Linked DNA regions of Homo sapiens: region 1 is linked to region 2. Evidence: read pairs that join two places in POLR2A ChIA-PET (ENCODE). Cell type or tissue: IMR-90. All regions are shown on one strand. Each heading gives the region's core, and the rest is flanking DNA. Links, peaks and the distances in the headings are about the cores only. Region 1 has its middle 39 kb from the start of KBTBD2. Region 2 has its middle 32 kb from the start of LINC00997.

Region 1 (5,382 bases), core at 235-5,234, 62 kb after region 2:
CCAAATGGCAATTCTTTGGGGGGGAAAAAACAATCTTAAGGATTGAAAATCCTTTAGTTGGAAATCAGCACAAATGAAACAGTTTTAAATATTAATTCATAATTTATGATGAAAATTTGAGAAAAAATAGAACAATTATATGCTACAAATTGTGTGTGGAATATGACTAAAGCAGTTCTAGAGTTTTTTTTTTGGCCTTTAGCCTAAAATGCATTCATTAAGCCAAAAATCAATAAATATCTGTATCAGGAATATAAATAACAGAATAGTTCCCCCACCCCAATTTGAAGGGAATAATGAGCAGAAATTGATGAAACAGAAAACAGATCAACAAAGTCAAAGTTGGTGTATTAGTCCTTTTTCACACTGCTGATAAAGACATACTTGAGACTGCGCAATTTACAAAAGAGGTATAATGGACTTAAGTTCCACATGGCTGGGGAGGCCTCACAATCATGGCCGAAGGCAAGGAGGAGGAAGTCACATCTTACGTGGATGTCAGCAGACAGAGAGCTTGTGCAGGGAAACTCCACCTTATAAAACCATCAGATCTCATGAGACTTATTCACTATCACGAGAACAGCATGGGAAAGACCTGCCTCCATGATTCAATTACTGCCCACCAGGGTCCCTCTCACAACATGTGGGAATTCAAGATGAGATTTGGGTGAGGACACAGCCAAACCATATCAGTTGGTTATTTGAAACCTTAATCAGGAGATAAGAGAGAAGGTGTAAAAGATAAGGAATGGCAAATTACAGAAGCTGCAGAGAGTAAACAGGTAATGGGGATATTATAAACAAACTTTGTCAATAAATTTGGACACTTTGATAAAATGTCTAAATTTCTAGAAAAAACAGAGCTGAACCAAGAAGAAATAGAAATTAGAAATAACAGTCATCCCCCAGAAAGAAGTTGGATTAACAACTTTTTAAAATCTTCCCTTGAAGAAAACAACATATCCAGTGTTATAAGCTATTCCTACCAAACATTCAAGATATGGATTATTCCAGTCTTACACAAACATCCAAAAAATAGCAAATAAACTCAGTTCTTTAGATGACTGCAACATTAATACCAAGAGCACAGTAGGGTCAATGCAATAAAGGAAAATTGCATGTCTATTGCAATCATTAATAAAAATGTAAACAAGAACCTAGCAATAAAGTTAACAAGATATAAAAATATCAGTTCTCAAATTTATCTAAAGTTTTAATCAAAATTTCAGTAAGACTTTTTATGGAGCCCGACAAACAATGTAAAATTTTTATAGGTAAAGAATAATCAAGATAAGTCAGAAGAACATAAGATAAGGGCATTTTTCCTATAAGATGTCAAGGTTTATTACAAGACCTGTAGAAGTATTGGCACAGGAATATTTTAAAAATTGACTAATAGAGCAGAATAGATGGCTTGGGAGCAAGTGTGCATACATTTAATAAATGAGGCTGTGATAATTGATTATCCATATCAAAAACAATGGTATTGAGTCCCTACTTCACATTATACACAAAAATAAAACTCCCCAGATGAATCAAATATCTAAACATGAAAAGCAATATTGTAAAACTTAGAAGACAATATAGGATAATATCTTTACCTTCTCAAGGAGATTTCCTTAAAGAAGGACTTCCTGAGACCCAAAAAACACTACCTGTAAAAGATCAATAAATTCACTGTTATGGTTAATAACTTCTGTTCACTACAAGATATCAAAAAGAGAATGAGGTAAGCCACGATGCATTCAAGATATTTGCAACTTGAGTACCTGACAAAAGATTAGAGAATAGAGAACTGCAAACAGTAAGAAAATGCAAAGAATCCTTTAGAAAAACTCCAAAGACACGGACATTTCACCAAAAAAGAAATACAAACAGCTCATAAACATTAAAAAAAAACCCAACCTATTCATAATTAGGGAAATGCAAAATGAAACAATATTTATAATTTATAACATTGGCAAAATTTTTAAGTATTGAGAAACGTGGAACATCATGAACTCTCCTTTACTCCCAGTGGAGGGTAACTACTTTGGAAATAAATGGCATTACCTAATAAATACAACCCAGCATCTCCACTCCTTAGATACATACCCCAGAAAAATTCCTACGTGTATGCACCAGGAGCATGTTTAACATGCTCACAGCTGCATTGTTCAAAAAAGCAGAAAACCCAGAAATCACTTGAATGTGTGTCTGGAGTAAATAGTAGAGAGGATAAAGACATTGAGTATAATCATCCAGTATGATCCTATCAAATATGTAAAATGGTAAAATAGCAATAGGCAACAGCATGGATGACTCAGGAAGATGTTGAGCAAAAATATGTGTATATAATTTGCAGAAAAATACATGTGATGTGAGTTCGTTTATAGTGTCTTATTTATGAGGCCAGCAGTGGCTATGTAGGATAATAAAACCACAGATTATTAGAAGAAAGTGTTTGCTGACAAAATTGAAGCCAATATCTTCTTTTTTACAAATGAAGAAACTGAGGCTCTGGGAGGGGAAGAGATTTTCCCAAGCTCACACTAATATTTAGTAGTACAGCTGAAATTAAAAAATTGGTCCCTGGGTCCTAACCAAGAAACCGCATTCACCATGGGCTTGGGGATATACTGAATCTGCTCAACACTTAGCTGTGTGAACCAGCACAAGTCAATTACGTTCTTGAAATCACATTGCCTCCTGAGTGAAATGTGTACAAGAAATAATGAGAATCTCATATGGCTGTTAGGACATTTGCATTGAAGTACTGTATGCAAAAGTTTATAGTCCAAATGTAATGAATCCTGGTTCTTTACATCCTACCCATGATAGCAGCAGACGGGGAGGAGGCTGAAATGGTATGGTGTCATCAGCCGAACACACACCCAGGCAGGAAAGCACCATACTCCAATGACAGATAAAGAGCCCAGGACTTCTCTGGGTATGCTTACACACAGGAGGGCATATAGGTGTTTCTAGTTAAGTGTCTTTATGCCCCTTGACTTTTGCTTTTGATACTCATGCTGAATTTATTTCTGGTTCCAGATGACTAGACATTCACTTTGCAAATAATTGTTGTGGCTCTATGTTTGCTCCAGACACAGAGCTTTTATTATCACCCAAAGACCCCTATGGGAACCAAAAGAATCAAGCTGAACCAAGATTTCTGCCAGAATCAGTTTCCTGAAGCCAGGAGGCTTTATCATGTTGTGCAAAGGACTTTTTTTTTTTTTTTTTAAGAAAAACAGACTCCTTTATTGATTTCTCCCTTTACCCCGCCTCTCCTTGCCCCTTATTTTGCCCTGACTTTGGGATCTCACCCTGCGTGGAAAAGGATTGGAGGGCATTCCTACTTTAGGGGGCAATATGTGACTCCATCTCTCAGCTCTGACTCAGGACCTTTGGCTTGGCCCTAAGCAGAGGTGTGGGAGGCTGGGGCTCTCTGATGCCCACACAGGGTCATTGGGAGGTTGGCTGAAGGATACCAAGCAGATTGCTGCCCCAAAATATGACTCCCTTGCCTATCCAGGTGTCTATAAACCCATCATTAGAAAGACAGTCTTTAAGACTCATTTCCAGTACTTCTGAAAAAGAAAGCAAATTCTCCTGAAAGCATAACACACTAAGCCCCTCTCAATCAGCAGTAGAGAGAGGCTGGGCCAACGGAAAGGTCAAAGTCATGAGCCAGGTGCACCCAGCTTCTAATTCTAGCTTGGCCATTTACTATCTGAAATCCTGAACTTCTGCGAGCCTCAGTTTCCTCATCGGAACGTATGGAATCAATACTACTTAGCTTGCAGTGTTGTTGTGAGAGGCAGCGACAAGAAACCCAATGCAATGCTCAACACTCACATCAATGGGATCCTATACATAGACACCATTATTGTCAACACCTTTGTGGAAAGCCTCCCCTTAAGGAGGCTGAATGGAGAAGGCACAGCATTCTTCTTAATAGATGTCCACTTTGATGTGGGTCTAATGTTAGGGGGTGATGTCAGGACTCTGGACACACTGCATTCTGAAGCAGCAAACAGGCAGCAAAAAGATAGTTGAGCCAATGGGACAGGAGCAGCCTCTGTCCTGGCCAAGAACTGTCACTCAGCTCTCCACAAACCAGGAGCACTATCCCACCCAGGATGACTTCTGGGCAAGGCAAGGCCTCCACGGGTCCCCAGAGGAACACGTGGCATATGTGAGACTCGAGTCAGACTGGAGTGCATGTTAAGGCAGGGAAGAGGAGTGATGTGAAAGGAAAGGGTTGACAGGTAGAGCCTTCAATAAGATGTGGCATGCCTTCACTGGAGAAGCCAGGAGGATTTCTGACTACCATCTCACAGGAAGAGAATGTAGACCAAGGACCATGAAGGGAACTTTGTAGGATTATGGAAACTTCATCATGTCCTTCTGATGTATTTCTGTGCTTTGCTGAAGGGTTCAGTGATTTGCCCAAAGTTATTCGAATCACCCCATAAGGGGCAGAAGCATGTCTCAAACCCTCTGGTGGAGCTTTCATCTCTTGGGGAGAGAAAATCTAGGTTTCATTTGAAGAACTGCCATTTAGACTGCTTGGCTGGGGAAGAACAAGACAGTACTCAGCTGAACAGCTTGCTGAGGAATATGGGCTGGGAGAAGAGCTTGGAAAAATGCGTGGCAGCCTGATGTCACCTATGAGGGTCAAGAGGTGAGCAGGGCAGCGGGGCTGAAACACTGAGAAGAGAGCAGCCCAGACTCAGACTCCTCAGACTGGGAACCAGGGGAGACTAAAAATCAGGGAAGAATGGGAAACTGGCCAGAGAGGAAATGCTGTTTACATCCAGGCCGGAGTTCCAGGCCTGGGAAGGCAAAGAAGCCCTAGGGCAGTGGAATCCAATAGACCTTTCTGCAACAATGGCAGCGTTCTACAACTGTGCTGTCAGTAAAGTGGGCACAAGCCACAAGTTCTTATCAAACCCTTGAAATGTGGCTAGTGTGATCGAGAAATACTTTTAATTTTATTTAAATTCAATTAATTTAAATTTAAGTTTAAATAGCCACATGTGGCTAGTGGCTACCACATGGGACAGTACAGCCCTAAAGAGTCAGGCTGTTTAAATTTTGCAACAGCAGAGGACCCTTGAATTGATTATATTTGATAGAGTAAGGGTGGACAGCTCCTGAGACTCAAGTTCAGGCAGGGAGGTCTGGACCAATTGAGATGGACGTCTGTGCTGGAAATTCTAAGAACTGACCCACATTAGCTGGAGAAAGAAGCCATTGTTCCCTCCCATGCCTCCCTGCTTCAGCCTTTGCTTTCACTGAAGACTTGGCACTTGGCATCTCTCACTCATTGGTCAGGTGACAGGTGTTACCTGCCCAGTAACTAGTCCTTACCCCCTCTTCCTTCCACTCAGCTGG
Region 2 (5,382 bases), core at 111-5,110:
CAATGCCAGTCGTCACTTCAAAACAGACACCCAGAAGAGGCAGCAGGGCCCAGCCCTTAGGAAAGAGTTGGAGAAGATGAATGAAGCAGAGCTGTCACCCAAAATAAAAGGCTATTTGTGGTGGTATTAAGTACAAAGTGAAGAACCAAGGTGGGAGGTAGACTATATCTTATGAGAAATGACCACAGTGAGGTCACACATTCCTTCCTTTTATGCAAATAGGAAGACCCAGGTCCCTATACATTTCAATAAGCCTTTCTTCTTTCCCAGGGTCATCCCTCCCTGTAAGCTCCAGGAGGCTGCGCTAATGCTCTGCCCTCAAAGAGAGAACTGGAAGGGTATTTGGCCAGGTGTACCTTCCTGGGCTCTTCCAAGGTGACAGCTCTCACCCTGTGCTGCAGGTGGCCCTGTGCCTGGTGCCACTTCTCACTGCTTACCAGGGCACATGGACACCGGTGGTTCCCAAAATGGGTCACAGCAGGATGGCCTGCATCAGAATCACCAGGGAGGGCTATAAGAAGGCAGACTTCTTCTTTTTCTTTTCTTTTCTTTTTTTTTTTTTTTTTTTGAGACAGAGTTTACTCTTGTTGCCCAGGCTGGAGGGCGATGGTGCGACCTTGGCTCACTGCAGCCTCCACCTCCCAGGTTCAAGCAATTCTTCTGCCTCAGCCTCCCCAGTAGCTGGGATTACAGTTGCCCACCACCATGCCTGGCTAATTTTTTGTATTTTTAGTAGAGACGGGGTTTCACCATGTTGGCCAGGCTGGTCCCAAACTCCTGACCTCAAATGATCCACCTGCCTCAGCCTCCCAAAGTGCTGGGATTTCAAGTGTGAGCCACCGCACCCGGCAAAGAAGGCAGACTTCTAAACCTAGAAATTCTGATGCAATAACATGTAGGAAAGAGCCTAGGAATTTGCAAAAATGTTTCAACCCCCAGACAATTGTGAAGCACGGCCAAATTTGGAAAATATTGATCTACACAAAACAATGCAACTATCCAAATATTAAAAATGACTTCACAAAAGATAGCTAAGAGTTTGTGTCCAATTTTGTAAATATATAAGCAATATACATTGTGGTATATAATAAATGTATAACTCCGATTCTATAAACACACACACACATGCGCATATATCTGAGTTGTAGGATGATAGAGGTTTTTCTTCTTTATTCCTTTCTCAGTTGACTTTCTATAATAAACACTTATTCTGTTCATAAAGAAAATATGATTTTGTGAGTGCTGGGGAGCAGATTATGACATATTTGGACTCCCAGAGAGGCTTAGCTCAGATTCCGTGTGTGGGTTTCCTAAAAACGCAATGCCTCCCAGCGAGGCGTGCTGTCCCCTTCCTTTCTTCTGGAGAGTCTTCGTATGTGTTTGTTTCAATACACTCTTCATTCTGACTAGCAGACTGCACGGCTGGCTTTTGTAAATGAACACTCATTTCGCTCTATTAAATTAATATATTGACTTTTTTTTTCCACAGGAGTTAAGGAGGAGATCGGGGCTGGGGGGCTGGGCATGCATTCAGGATAGGGCTCTAGTCAGCAGGAAATGAAAGAGCTGAGCAAGGAAACTGAGGTTGATATCAACATGGTGGGGAGGAGAGGCTGCTGTGCGGAGGCTCCCCTGTGCTGCAGGTCGCCCTGTGCCTGGTGCCAGGGCTCTCACTGGGGACCCTAGACCCCTCTCAAGCCAGAGCCCCATCATGCCAGGGCTGAGTCTGCTGTTGCTCTCCCTGGGGCAGGAGGGGAGAAGATCTGGTATGAGTCCAGCGTGAGTGCTTCACACTGGTGAAGAACAAGTTTCTGGAGTGAGAAAGAACTGGATTCAAAATCTGAGTCTGGCACTGAACACTCAGGCATGTTACTGTCCTTCACTAAGCCCAGTTTCCTCTCATCTAGTAGGGATGATAACAGTATCTACTCAATGGATTTCTTGATCACGACCATCGTCCAGCTCCCACAGACCCCATCGCCACCCACCCTCCTCAGGATGCAGTGACAATGTGGGCCTGCTCTGAAGACTCAGGGTTGGGGCCAGATGGTTAGAGAAGATGTCTGCTTTTTTCTCCCCTTCAGCCATTGAGACAAATATTTGTTATGAATACTGAGATTCTTCATTCTCTGCTTCACTTCTGACTGGAGGCAGCCTGAGGGGAAGACTTTTTTGAGAGGGAGAAACTGCTGGGAAGGTCCCTGGCTCTTGAGGGAGTGACACTGAATATTAAGGGTCTGGAGTGATGTCTGGAACGGCTGCAGCAAATCACTTCATCCCTCTGAGCATCAATTTCCTTTTATTTATTTATTTTGAGATGGTCGTGCTCTGCCTCCCAGGCTGGAGTGCAATGGCAGAATCTCAGCTCACTGCAACCTCCACCGCCTGGGCTCAAGTGATTCTCATGCCTCAGCCTCCTGAGTAGCTGGAATTACAGGTGTGCACCACCACATCTGGCTAATTTTTTGTATTTTTAGTAGAGATGGGATTTCACCATGTTGGCCAGGCTGGTCTCAAACTCCCGACCTCAAGTGATCCACCAACCTCGGCCTCCCAGCATGCTGGGATTACAGGCATGAGCCACTGCATCCATCCAGTTTCCTTTTCTTTCCAACTAGGGATAATAGTGCCTTCTTCACAAGGCTGTTGTGAGAATTACATAAGATATTATTTGTGAGAGACTGTAGCATCATGATTGGCATATAACAGCACCCAGCAAATGTTAGTTTCTTTCCTCTTTTAATAGCCAACGTGCAGGGAGAGTTTAATTCTGGAAATATTTGTTGACCACTTATTATGACTTCTGTAATATTTGAACGTGAATCATTGACAAGTCAGTCTGAAAACTGGCTGAGAGTCTGCGGGCAGGGGATTTGGAAAGAAAGGCAGTGGGACGACTCACCCTGGGGAAGAGAGGAATGTGTTTGCTCCTGAGGGAATGAGCCCCTAGGTTCTTTCTGGTGGGGGAAGAAGTCTGGAGCTGGAGGAGGCTGTCTGGGAGGTGGTGTGGCCTCTGACTTGCACTCTCAGCCTTAAGCCAATGGCTCACACAATGCTAGTGTGATTGCATTTTCTGTGAAAATCTGGCAGAACTGAGTTCCACAGCTGACATGACTGGAACAAGAGGCTCCATTCATGGACTTAGAATAGAACCAACATTAGGGCAAGGGCTCTAGAAGCTTCCAGGGGTGGGGTGCTGGAGCGTTTGAGTCAAGGGCACTTACGTCTCTGACAAGTGAAGAACCTCAGCAGATCTCTGCTTTACCCATACATTTTACAAGATGCCCTGAGTGCAGCTGTAGAGGGATTTCTCCAGTCAAGGATCCTTGACATGAATGCTCAAAAGATACATTCTTCCTCTACGGTGCAGTCATCAAGGACAGCAGGACAAGCAGATATATCCTCACCTGAAGTCATAACCAGGATCAGTTTTCCCCAATTCCAGCTCTTCAATTCTCCAAAGAGGACTTTCTGTAACTACCTTAGGAGAAACACACTACAGAATAAACATCAGCAACCAGCACAGGTGTGAGTGGAGACATTTGATCCCCAGCCCTGTCATTGTTGAATCTGGTGTGTCTAAAACCTCACGAAGGGGCAGAGGAGAACATGGTGCAGTAAACAACCTGCCCCATGCCCCAACTTACACTGCTGGCAGTAAATGACCCTCACAACTATCTCCTCCACTCATTCCCACAGATAGTGATATGTTGGCATTAACAACACATCTCTTTAAAAATTCAATTATATTTGCGTCTATTTGACAGACTAGAATAATTACTATCTGCTGCTAAGGTTTCCCCTGCAGATGCAAGAAAAAAGTGACCTTACATTTTCTGTCTGTCTGATTGTGGCAGCCAAGATTGAATAGGGAAATACAGAGGGTAGAAATCTAATTATATAACAGTATTGTGGTCATTTTTTTAAAGTTCTTATCTTTTGGAGACACATATTGAAATATTTATGAATACAATGATATGATTGTGGGATTAGCTTCAAATAATACAGGATGAGTATGATTTCATTTACATGAAGTACAAAAGCAAAAAGAAAATCACAAACCCATGCTGTTGAGGTGAGGAGAGTGGGGCGGAGGGTGGAGATAGTGACCAGTAGATAGGACGAGGTGGGTATCTGGGATTTGCATTTACACAAATGGCTTTGGGTTATGAAAATTCACTGTGCTTTAATTTTATAGCATATGCTTTTCTGTGCCTGTGTATATGTATACATGTGTATGAACATCATACTTCAACAAACCTTTTTGAAAAATCATAATGTGGGAGGAGGGGTAACTGACGTGGGGGTGGGAGTGGGGAGTGACCAAAACAGGATTGTCTGGGTGTTCACTGCTGAAGCTGGGTGGTGGGCACGCAGCGGTTTATTTTACTAATCTCCTATTTGTGTCAATGCTTGACATTTTCCACAAGAAAAATTTTATGAAAGTATCCCTGGAGGTGGCCGGGCGCGGTGGCTCACGCCTATAATCCCAGCACTTTGGGAGGCCAAGGTGGGAGGATCACGAGGTCAGGAGATCCAGACCATCCTGGCTAACGTGGTGAAACCCCGCCTCCACTAAAAATACAAAAAATTAGCCGGGCGTGGTAGCGGGTGCCTGTAGTCCCAGCTACTCAGGAGGCTGAGGCAGGAGAATGGCGTGAACCCGGGAGGCGGAGCTTGCAGTGAGCTGAGATCGTGCCACTGCACTCCAGACTGGGAAACAAGAGCAAGACTCCATCTCAAAAAAAAAAAAAACCAAAAAAACAAAAAAAAAGTATCCCTGGAGGTGTTACGTCTCATGTATTCTTAATTTTTTTTTAATTATACTTTAAGTTGTAGGGTACATGCGCACAACGTGCAGGGTAGTTACATATGTATACATGTGCCATGTTGGTGTGCTGCACCCAGTAACTCATCATTTAACATTAGGTATATCTCCCTCCCCCCTCCCCCCACCCCACAACAGTTCCCAGAGTGTGATGTTCCCCTTCCTGTGTCCATGTGTTCTCATTGTTCAATTCCCACCTATGAGTGAGAACATGCGGTGTTTGGTTTTTTGTCCTTGCGATAGTTTGCTGAGAATGATGGTTTCCAGCTTCATCCATGTCCCTACAAAGGACACGAACTCATCCTTTTTTATGGCTGCATAGTATTCCATGGTGTATATGTGCCACATTTTCTTAATCCAGTCTATCATTGTTGGACATTTGGCTTGGTTCCAAGTCTTTGCTATTGTGAATAGTGCCACAATAAACATACGTGTGCATGGGTCTTTAGAGCAGCATGATTTATAGTCCTTTGGGTATATACCCAGTAATGGGATGGCTGGGTCAAATGGTATTTCTAGTTCTAGATCCCTGAGGAATCGCCACACTGACTTCC

Evidence for each region. ChIA-PET counts read pairs that join two places held together with the same protein. Peaks named below come from ENCODE experiments on the same cell type or tissue, not always from the same donor. Only the 100,000 strongest peaks of a DNase experiment are listed, where the experiment ranks them.
Region 1: POLR2A ChIA-PET joins it to region 2 with 14 read pairs; 2 of 35 experiments call an interaction of 5 or more read pairs at or near these places.

The regions. Positions count from the first base shown.
Region 1 is chr7:32,850,256-32,855,637 of GRCh38, forward strand. No RefSeq gene overlaps it. Among named protein-coding and RNA genes, the nearest start is that of KBTBD2, 39 kb to the right of the region's middle. In IMR-90, for the core only: no CTCF peak of the experiment used is centred there; no DNase peak of the experiment used is centred there.
Region 2 is chr7:32,788,064-32,793,445 of GRCh38, forward strand. No RefSeq gene overlaps it. Among named protein-coding and RNA genes, the nearest start is that of LINC00997, 32 kb to the left of the region's middle. RefSeq lists an enhancer at 1-487 and a silencer at 4,435-4,624. In IMR-90, for the core only: no CTCF peak of the experiment used is centred there; a DNase peak (open chromatin) is centred at 2,868.